Linked DNA regions of Homo sapiens: region 2 is linked to region 1. Evidence: chromatin loops called from intact Hi-C (ENCODE). Cell type or tissue: ascending aorta. All regions are shown on one strand. Each heading gives the region's core, and the rest is flanking DNA. Links, peaks and the distances in the headings are about the cores only. Region 1 overlaps NCS1 (neuronal calcium sensor 1). Region 2 has its middle 13 kb from the start of GPRACR.

Evidence for each region. Hi-C counts contacts between places; a loop is a spot of excess contacts. Peaks named below come from ENCODE experiments on the same cell type or tissue, not always from the same donor. Only the 100,000 strongest peaks of a DNase experiment are listed, where the experiment ranks them.
Region 2: a loop joins it to region 1, with 8 times the contacts of the local background. A loop is called at or near these places in 9 of 110 quality-filtered maps.

What each region holds. Positions count from the first base shown.
Region 1 is chr9:130,233,919-130,239,284 of GRCh38, forward strand. It overlaps NCS1 (neuronal calcium sensor 1), which reads left to right. Exons shown (of 8, transcript NM_014286.4): 8 at 1-3,385. Among named protein-coding and RNA genes, the nearest start is that of MIR12126, 4.8 kb to the right of the region's middle. RefSeq lists an enhancer at 3,034-3,593. In ascending aorta, for the core only: a CTCF peak has its summit at 2,413 (motif pointing left); DNase peaks (open chromatin) are centred at 1,891 and 2,413; H3K4me3 peaks cover 839 bases; H3K27ac peaks cover 1,305 bases.
Region 2 is chr9:130,154,731-130,160,096 of GRCh38, forward strand. No RefSeq gene overlaps it. Among named protein-coding and RNA genes, the nearest start is that of GPRACR, 13 kb to the left of the region's middle. In ascending aorta, for the core only: a CTCF peak has its summit at 2,060 (motif pointing right); a DNase peak (open chromatin) is centred at 2,111.

The DNA of each region.
Region 1 (5,366 bases), core at 118-5,117:
CCTCTGTCCCCGCATCCTTGTTCTCCCCTGGGTCCGTAACATTTTTTCCGAGGATGAACAGGGGACATCTTTAGGTTTCTCAACTCTTGCTTTGGTGTTTGCCGCAGCATGGAAAACAGGGCGCCTAAGGCTGGGAGCTGGAAGAAGGGGCATTGGGTACCCAGGCAGAGTCAGGAGAGGTGGTCTTTGAAGTAAGTTAGCAGAAATCAAGGGGACCCCCGCCTCCTTGGGCTGGGGAGGGGATTTCAAGATAGTTCATGACTCTCTCCCGCTCTGCCTTCCCTCCTTCCTATCTGCTTTTTCCAGTAAACTGCATGGTGTCCTTCCCTGGCCTTCTCTTGGCTCAAAGGCTGGGAGGGAGGGAAGGAGAGAAGAGTTCCAGGCAATCCCATCAATATAGTCCCTACACCTGGGGCTGCGGCCCACATGTCTTCACGGAGGCTTCCAGCGGTGCCTGCCACTGAGGCAGGTGCGGCCCCAGGACCATCACCAGGAATGCGAGGCCACCCTGGACCAGAGGTAGGAGCCCAAGGTCCGGCCCTTGCTCTTTGATTGTGGGCAGCCTCCTGCCCTCTCTGGGTCTCAGTTGCCCCATCTGCAGAGCGAGGAGGCCCGGGCTGGTTGGTCTTGAAGGCCCTTTTCCATGCCGACATCATGTCACTCTAGGCCTGGGGTTCAGTTTCCTGTGGCTGGTGATGCTGTGGTTAAGTTTGCTTGACCCCAGCAGCCCGAGGGACTGTCTGAGTCACAGCACAGCCCCTATTGCGTGGCTGCTGGTGTGTGGGGTCAGTTCCAGCAGATGAATGTGTCATGTGGCACACCTTGTCCCTTCCCGCAGCATTTCCTGGTTCCCCCCAGACCCTTGAGCGCTCTTTGGGACCCAGAAGGAGTCCTTGCACAGGGAAGGCTTGAGGTGAGAAGCCGCTTCCCAGACTGTCAGGGCCAGGCCTGGGTCTAGAATTCTTGCTGCTGCTTTGCAGAGTCAACAGCCCATCAGCCCATGTTTTAGAGGGGACACTTTGGTCCTCGGTTCCCACCCTCAGCAAGCAGGCCTCCAGCCCGAGGAAGGCCTCTGCCGTAGTGACGTTGCCGTGTGGGGCTGCGTGGCTGTTCCCCTTGGCTGGAGCATTCAGCCAACCCCAGCGTCCCCCCTGAGGCGTTCATTGGCAGCCCCCTAGGACTGCACGCTGGCCCCACGGTAACCCCCCCTCCCCCACCAACATCCTGCAGGGATGGGGTCAGTGGTTCCACCTTCACAGGCCACTTTGAAGGGTGGATTCTTTGAGGCCCCTGCCAGTCGGCTCCCTGCTCAGCTGCTGGCCCGGGCGACCTGGGACTCAGCACCAACGGCTGAAGTTTCTCAGCTGGGCTCTGACCTGGGGTCTGGGGCAGGGAACGAACATGGTGGCTTTGGGCTGAGAGGATGAGGGAGGTCTTTCCCAGGTCAAATTACTTTCCTTTGGCCTCTGCCTGAGGCTCGATTTGCCTCTCTGGTCCAATGGGACTGACACTGTTGTACAACCTGACCTGTGGCTGAGGGTGTCTGGGCTTAAGCATGTGGACCCCTTCGGTGTGTCCGGCCTTCCTCCATCGTCCTGCCCTTTGGCCTTTTGGTTTGAAGCCACAGGTGTGGCTTCTGGCCTTAGCAGATGGTATGCTTGCGGACCGCAGCCCAGCATGCCGGTGGGCCCACAGCCCGAGCCAGCCCAGAGCTGCCGGAAGGGCCGCCCTTCCCGGCCCTGGCGGGGTGCTGGACACTGGCCATTTTCACTAGAGTTTGCCTGGCAGGGACCGATCTCTGCCCCCTCCTCTCCCCAGGCCTCTGGCTGCAGTGATGCCGCAGAATCCTGAGCCAGGTGCCTCCTGAGCAGCCCGTGCGCCTCTCCACAGCGGCGTTTGCCACCCAATGCGGCTCGCTTCAGATGCTCTGATGCAGAGGGCACGCCCATAGTCCCTCTGCAGAGCCTCGCACTGGGGCCAGGGCAGGCACCAGCCCCAGGCGGCCAGTCGGCCACGGCCTGTCCTCTTCCTCGTAGCGTCTGCTCCTCACTTTGTGTTGATGGTGACTTAGGAGAATGTTCCGATTTTCCATGATCTAAGCAGGCCACGTTTAAAATAACATCAAGGCAAGCGTACGTGTCACCCTCTGTACTGACATCTCTTCCCCTGAAATGCTTTTCAGTTTGACAGCCCGTTTCCTAGACAAGTGCACCTGGGGTTTCAGGAACTTTGTGTTTTTTCGGAGGGGGTTGGTGGGGAGGTCGGGATGCCTGGGATCCCTTCCTGGAGAGGCAGGCTGTCTCTGGAAAAAGCCTCCATTGCCCACCCGCCAGGCGGAAAGTCACCCTGTTCCCAGCGCGGTTTCAGCATTTAATTTTAAGGGAGCTAAGGAAGCGCGGCGCGCCCCCTGGTGGTGGTAAGCCGCCAACGCACCTGGGGGCTGCAACCCCACCGGACGGGTGGTCCGGAGGGAGGCTGGAGCGGGGAGGCGAGGAGGGGGCTGTGAGTCCTCAGAGGCCCTGGGCCACCACATTTCTGGCAGCGTTTCCCAGACACCCCTCTGCTAGGCCATCCCTGGATAGCAAGTGAATTAACTTAAGGGCACTGTGATGGGAAGCCTTGCCCCCCTCTTTTTTTTTTTTTTTTAATATCTGCGGAATAAACCCAATGGTTAATTTTTGAATGAATAAAAGGCTTTTGTTGAATAAACAGCTGGTCCCATCTTCTGTCTTGGCATCTTAGCATCCAGGCTCAGGCTCTGCCCCTTCTCCAGGATGGGGTAGCCCCGAGTCGCCCTCCCCAGTCTGCACATTCCCTGTTGTCCCTGTTCCTGCAGTGGCTCCCGGCCCCAGGGAGGCCCACCTCACTCCCAGCCTGACTCGGTGGCTGGCTTCCTTCAGGACTTTGCGCAAGTCAGTTCTGCTCATTGGGTCTCAATTTCCCCATCCCTTGGATGGGAGCAAGAGTCTCTGCTGGGCCTGCCTCGCAGGGGCCTGGTGAGACCCAAATGTGAGTGTCATCATCAAAGCCCCTCACAGAAGTGGAGGACGGTGCCCAAGAGTAGCGGTTTGGACTGCTGCTGCCTCCCACCCGGAGCCTGCCACTTGGGGGAGAAATTGGTATAATGCTTGCAAAAACAAACAAACAAAAGGCAATGTCTTCTGGTTGTGGTTATTTCCTTTCCTGCTTGCCTCCCCAGCCCCCTTTGAGTCTCTTTTTGGGGTGCCGTCCTGTCTGAACCTGCCGGTGTGTGTCTCTGGGGCCAGGGTCAGGGCGAGGCCCAGGGGTGGACAGGGGCCGTGTAGCATGCCCCAGCCTCCCCAAGCTCCTGCTGTATGTCGTCCATGTCACGCCAATTAAACACGCTTCCTGGACTTGTCCTCGCCTCCCTGTGTGGGCCTGTTGCTTTGTCTGTTTACATTCTTCTCCGTTTCGTTTTAGGTTTCTTCCCTTTGTGACACCCTTTCTCTGGCTTTGGGTGTTGTCTTCCCAGTTTCCTGAAGAGAAAGAATGTGTAGGCCGGGTGCAGTGGCTCATGCCTATAATCCCAGCACTTTGGGAGGCCGAGTTGGGCGGATCACCTGAGGTCTGGAGTTCGAGACCAGCCTGGCCAACATGGTGAAACCCCGTCTCTACTAAAATACAAAAATTAGCTGGGTGTGGTGGCAGGCGCCTGTAATCCCACCTACATGGGAGCCTGAGGCAGGAGAATCACTTGAACCCGGGAGGCGGCGATTGGAGTGAGCTGAGACCACACCATGGCACTCCAGCCTGGGTGACAAGAGCGAGACTCCATCTCAAAAAAAAAAAAAAAAAAAAGAGAGAGAAAGAATGTGCAAAGTGAGAACCTTGAGTATACTTTTAAACCAGAAAAATCTGCAGGAGTGTTTCTGCGAGGCCTAGAGTTGAGTGGTGTGAGGCCCCGCCCACTGCCTCACCCACGACATCCCCTGACCTGCCTGTTTCATCTGGAGAGGGCGGCTGCTGCTTTAAAAATGTCTGAAAACCATTGGCCTAGATCAGTGGCTCTCAAAGTCAAGTGTGTCTCAGAATCACCTGGATTGGAGGCTGCTTCAAACCCAGCTTGCCAGCCCAGCCGCCGAGTTTCTGATTAGGAGGGTCTGGGCAGGGGCCTGGGAATCTGAGTTCCTAACAAGTTCCTGGGCTGCGCTGCTGCTGCGGGTCTGTGAATCACACTTTGAGGACCCCTGGGAGGTGTGTGCGCTGCAGCATGTCCGGTTGGGTCCCTACCTCCATTGGCTCAGGGATTCAGGCAAATGATTCATTCACCTCATCTGACTTTTGCACCTGTGATGGGCCAGGCGCAGGGGGCCTAGAGATTGGTTGCTGACCACATGGAGGGTTGCGTCGGGAGGGAAGGTGGGGAGATGAGTAGCTCTTGTGCAAGCTCCCAGCAGGCACCCCGAGAGGTGGCAGTCTGTGTGGCTGCCCTCCCCCGAGTCACCCTTGGCCTGGAGCCTGGGATAGAGGAGAGCCCTCCTCTTCCCCCTCTGGTCAAGTAACCCCGTGTTTGCTCAGTATGCATGGGCCCTGCCATGTTGGGGAGAGGGGGATCAGAGGAGGTGGTGGTTTTCACTTTCGTAGCTTGTTAAAGGAACACGAATTCAGAGAGCAACAAAAGCCAGCGCGGACTCAGGAACATAACTGTCAGTTAGAATTCATTGCTCTTGGCCAAAAGCTCTTGAAAGACGCATGAAGCGTGTAGATTGATAAGATCAAGCAGCCCATGTTAGAATGAACCACCACCTGCAAACACAGGCCACGTTTCAGACATGTTTCAGAGTGAAAGGAATCATCAGATCGCCACCACCTTCCAGGCAAAGCTGAAGGCCCAATGTGACTTCCGCTTTGGGGTTGAAGCAACCGTTGAGAAGTGGATGCAGCGATGTCACCCTCTGTGGCCACGCTGGGCATCCAGCATTGTGCGTTGCTCTGGCGGGTCCTAGAGTGAAGATGCCAGAACTCCCCAGACCCTCAAGAGGGTTCCAAAGGCAGCATGGAAAGGCAGTGTGGGACGGTGATTGGGGCCACAGGTTGTGGAATCTGACCTGGTTCCCAGCCAGGCTCTACCACTTGACGCTGGGCATGTGTTCTGACAGACAGGGTTTTCTGGTAAAAAAGTGGACCCTCGGCCGGGCGCGGTGGCTCACGCCTGTAATCCCAGCACTTTGGGAGGCCGAGTCAGGCGGATCATGAGGTCAGAAGATTGAGACCATCCTGGCTAACATGGTGAAAGCCCGTCTCTACTAAAACTACAAAAAATTAGCCAGGCGTGGTGGCAGGTGCCTGTGGGAGGCTGAGGCAGGAGAATGCCGTGAACCCGGGAGGCGGAGCTTGCAGTGAGC
Region 2 (5,366 bases), core at 81-5,080, 79 kb before region 1:
GGGTTTGGGTGATTCCCCCACCTCAGTCTCCCGAGTAGCTGGGACTACAGGCATGTGCCACCATGCCTCGCTAATTTTCTGTATTTTTAGTAGTGATGGGTTTTGCTATGTTGCCCAGGCTGGTCTTGAACTCCTGGACTCAAGCAATCTGCCTGCCTTGGCCTGAGTGCTAGGATTACAGGTATGAGGCCTAATTTGAAACATTCTTCCTCTCTGTTCCTTGGAATCCACACAAAGTCCTGTCTGACCACCTGTAGAGGGTCAGTCTTCAAAGGCCAGTCAAGAATCCTGGGTTGAACATGGAGCCCCAGGCAGGGCAGGCGGGAGCCAGGCACCACCATCGGCACAGCAGCCAATGAATGAGGTCTCGAGGCAATTGAGAATGAAGGGCACCTGCAAATGACAGGTGTCCCCTGGTGGCTGGACCCCAGGAAGGGGCTGTCAGGCTCCATCTGTGGAACCTCAGGAGCCTTGCTGGTGGGGTCCCCTCAGGCCCTCCTAGGGCTGCTTGGAGGAAGAGGCTATGGGGGTGGAGGGCTGGTAAAGGTAGGCTGACTTACCCACACAGCAAGCGCTTGGTAGCCCCAAACACCAGGACCCCTCTGCCTTCTGCCAACCCCAGCAAGGTGCCCACAAAACTGGGCAAAGTAACATGGTGGGTCACAGCAGAGCACACATCTCTTTGTAGCTAGATTTCGGGATTTTTTTTTTTTTTGAGACCGAGTCTCACTCTGTTGTTGCCCACGCTAGAGTGCAGTGGCGCGATCTTGGCTCACTGCAACCTCTGCCTCCCGGGTTCAAGCAATTCTCCTGCCTCAGCCTCCCGAGGAGCTGGGATTATAGGTGCCCGCCACCATCCCTGCCTAATTTCCATATTTTTAGTAGAGACGGGATTTTGCCATGTTGGCCAGGCTGGTCTCAAACTCCTGACCTCAGGTGATCCACGCACCTCGGCCTCCCAGAGTGCTGTGATTACAGGTGTGAGCCACCGTGCTCAGCGATTTCAGGCTTTTTATATGACACAGTGAGCCCAACATGCACAGAGAGGGGCTCAGACAAGCCTGACTTGAATCCTTTATGGCCAGTCACCAGCTGTGTGACCTGGTCCCCAGCTCCTCAACCTCTCTGGGCCTTGCTGCCTAACCCGCAGGATCCTGCAAAGGCTCAGCGAGCTGATGCACAGGGAGTACGTGGCGCCCTGCCTGGCACACAACCAGGCGCAGTAAGTGGTAGCTGCCATTGTTGCCGCTGGACTTACTAATTACCAAGGCTACGCCAAATTCAAGTCTAAAAACAAGAGCCGCTAAAGGACTCCAGAGAAGGCAGCGTGTCCTGCTTTCTCTCCTGGTCAATTCTGATGCCTCAAGACTGGCCCCCAACTTAGAACTGTTTTGTTTGTTTTTTTGTTTGTTTTGAGACAGAGTCTCGCCCTGTTGCCCAGGCTGGAGTGCAGTGGTGTGATCTCGGCTCACTGCAACCTCCGACTCCTGGGTTCAAGCGATTTTCCTGCCTCAGCCTCCTGAGTAGCTGGGATTACAGGCTCGTACCACCATGCCCGGCTAATTTTTGTATTTTTAGTAGAGACGGGGTTTCCGCATGTTGGTCAGGCTGGAACTTAGAACTGTTACAGCACACACTGTCTCAGCTGGACGGAACCTTGAAGCCCCTCATTGTACAGACAGGGAAATCGAGGCCCAGAGAGTGAGAGCGATTGTCTAAGTCTGCACCAGAGGTTAGTGGGCTTGGAGCCCAGATAGTCGCCTGGGATTATTGGATTCCACGTGTGGCTGACCTTAAGGATGGACTTCATGTCATTGCCAAAGGGCAGCTGGGGGTGGGGGACCGAAGAGGCCACGTCCACCCATTCAGCATTGTTGTTGTGGCTTCACTTTCAGTTGGGCATGGGGCAGGCAGCAGTGACAAGACACACACAGCCCTGCCCTCATGGGGTGGGGCTCCTGGATTGGCCCACATATAACTCATGTATGGGGGCTGAGACCCTGGGAGAACTGGGCCAGGACCTATCCCTTGGATCTGTCTGGGGGAGTCCATGTCTCAGACCCGGCTTGGGAAACCAGCAGGTGTCACCCTAACGGGCAGTGCTGGGACAGGCCAGATGGTGGGCAGCTCCCTGGCACCAGAGTGCGGAAGGGCTCCAGGGCCTGGCTCCTCCTCCCAGCTCATGGTCTGAGCGTCTCTGAGCTTGACCCTGGGAGAGCCCGCTGCTTGGAGGCTCAACTAGGAACCTGGTCAAAGCATCCACCCCACACCGGGAGGAGCAAGCCCCAGTTCACCTTCTCCCATCTGTAAGATGAGCACATTGGACCTGGTGGTCTTTGAAGTGTACCTCCCAGCTTTGAAAGCTCTTGAATCCTATGATAGATGGTATTTGGGGTGACTGCCCAAAACCCCCTTTCCTGAGGGTAGACCTCTGGAGCCATAACGACATGATCCCACCCTCATTGGCCACAGCTGATTGGACTGTGCCAAACAACTGGCTCATGTGGGCCATTCAGATCCTCCCTCCCAGATTCGGGCACTGTGACTCAGCCATCAGTCTGGTGGGCACGTGAGCTGGGGGGAAGGCGAGATCCAGGCGGGGGCAGAGGCTCAGGGAAAGCTGTCTATAGAGACAGAAACTGCCCTGATAGCTGGGGTCCCGGGACTTTTCCTTTAGCCTCTCCCCACCATTCATTCCCCATACTTGCAGACAAAGCACCTAAGTTACTTTGAGGCACCTCTCCGGCCCCCGCCCCTCCCGCCCCACCTACTAGGAGCAGCCTTGGCGAAACTGTCCAGCAAGCTACCCTGCCTACCTCCTGTCCGGTGTGGTCCTGTGACCCCTGCATACCCTCTCCTGGGACTTATGTATTTATTTATTTACGTTTTTGAGACGGAGTCTCGCTCTGTTGCCCAGGCTGGAGTGCAGTGGTGGGATCTTGGCTCACTGCAACCTCTGCCTCCTGGGTTCAAGCGATTCTCGTGCCTCAGCCTCCCGAGTAGCTGGGATTACAGGCACCTGCCACCACGGCCAGCTAATTTTTGTATTTTCAGTAGAGATGGGATTTCACCACGTTGGCCAGGCTGGTCTCAAACTCCCGACCTCAAGTGATCCACCCACCTCGGCCTCCCAAAGTGTTTTGATTACAGGTGTGAGCCACCATGCCGGGCCTCCTAGGACTGAATTTTGAGCAAACGGCTACACAGAGGGAGGAGAATGGCCAGGGCCAATGGCTGTGTCCTGAACTGACAGTCTGGAGACCCCGTGCCCTTGTTCCTGCTGTGTCGACCCCAGATCCTGCAGATTCCCAGGCCCTGCCCTTCCTCCTCTCCTGAGCGCTTCCACACGCATGTTGCCAATTCTGCTGCCACCTTTGGTCTCTGTTGCAGGCCACCCTAGAGCCTGGGTGGTTGGAGAGAGGAACCAGCTCCCTCCCAGTGGCTGTCCTCACTGTGGGTGCCCTGGCTGGCTCTCCTGCCCTTCTACTAAGTTCTCCTTTTTGCTTCATTGGCTTGGGAGCTTCTAGCCTTGCAAACAAAGATTCCCTGGCCTTCCCTCAGACACACGAAAACCGTGAGTGAGAAAATGACAGGCGCTGGGGAACACAGCCGGTTCCCCTGGCCCCCGGGAGAGTCTGTACAGCTCAGCCCACCACTGCCCCATGCTGGGATACCAGGAGGCCTCACCGAAGCCTCGATACTCACTGGGGAAGGTGAAGTTCATAGAGGGCATGTCTTCCCCAGGAAGCAAGAGGCTGCGAGGACCAGAACACACTGCCTGATGGCTCCCTGGAAAGAGAGCAAAGAGGTCCCTTCTCACACGCAGGGCACCTAAGAAAACTGAGGAGGGGCCGGACATGGTGGCTCACGCCTGTAATCCCAACACGTTGGGAGGCTGAGGTGGGCAAATCACCTGAGGTCAGGAGTTCAAGACCAGCCTGGCCAACACGGCAAAACCCTGTCTCTACTAAAAATACAAAAATTAGCCGGGCATGGTGGTGCACCTCTGTAATCCCAGCTACTCCAGACGGGCCATGCCGGGAGCGGAGGGCCGAGGGCTGTGGTCAGCCCGCTCCAGCAGGAGGACATGAGCCAGGCCTGTCCAGAGGGCTTCTGCATCCTCTTCTGGAATAAGGACCAGGGAGGTACCTGTTTCATGCCCAGGAGGTCACGATAGCGCCTATCAGCGTTAAATGCCATCTGGTCCTCGCAAGGAGCCCCGTCCCCTGGTTCACTGGCTTGGGGGTGCCCCCAGGTCAGGGTTTCCCCAGTGTGGGGTGGACACCCCCAGTGACCTAGGAGACAGTGATGTCAGGGATCACACAACCTCGTACCACACAAGTTTGTGCCACTGTACTCCAGCCTGGTGACAGAACAAGACACTGTCTAAAAAAAAAAAAAAAAGAAAAAAAAGAAAACTGAGGAGGGAGGCCTTTGTCCCTCTCCAGATGGACTTTGCATCTGTCTCTCAACAAGCAGGCTGCATGTTTATTCACAAATGCACTCGGCTCGGCAGCTCCATGTAATGACTGCTTCTCCCATGCAGGAGAGGCCAGCTTCAAGGTCCACAGCAGGCACCCGGGGCACCTCCATCCCCACTTACCACGGAGGAAACCGAGGCTCAGGGGCCACACGCCCAGCCCCGGCCCCACAGCCAGGACTAGCACTCAGACTGCTGGTGTGGGGGCCTTTCCACAGGAAGTTTGGTGACATGGTTTCTTTTTTTTTCTTTGTCAATAATAAGTATTATAAGAATATTGCTAAAACAAATATATTATTGTTTGTCAGTATTAATAGCCAGGTTTTACTAAATAGTGCTAAGCATTCTACACACATCACTTAACTCTCATAACAACCCTTGTGGGGGTGGGTGGTATTTTTATTATCCCTACTTTCCAGATGAGAAAACAGAGGCTTAAGGAGTTTAAGCGACTTACCTAAGGCCACACAACAAATAAGTGCAGTCCGGCTCCAGGGCCCGTGCTAACTAACCAGTGTTCCACTCTGTTTTTCTCTCGCACAACAAAAAAACAAGGACTGGCCAGGGGGCCCAGTAAGGCTGTGACCACCATGGCAGACAGCTCTGATGTGTGGGGATGCCCATCTCCTGGTCCTGTCTGAACACAGACTTGCAAATTGCCATTTGCCCTGAGTGGGGAATGATGTACTCCAGGTGAAGTCAGCCTGCCACCTGGCAGGCGAGGTGGGTGGGAGACACTATAGAATTCTTCCTAAGGGAGCACAGAGACACCTGTGCCCCAGCTGACTACTCCTCCCCAGTGACTATGATTGACAGCATAAGGGATCGAGCCACTCCCTCCAGCTGATTCTGCCTTGCCTCCCATTCCTCCCGACATAATGGTCCA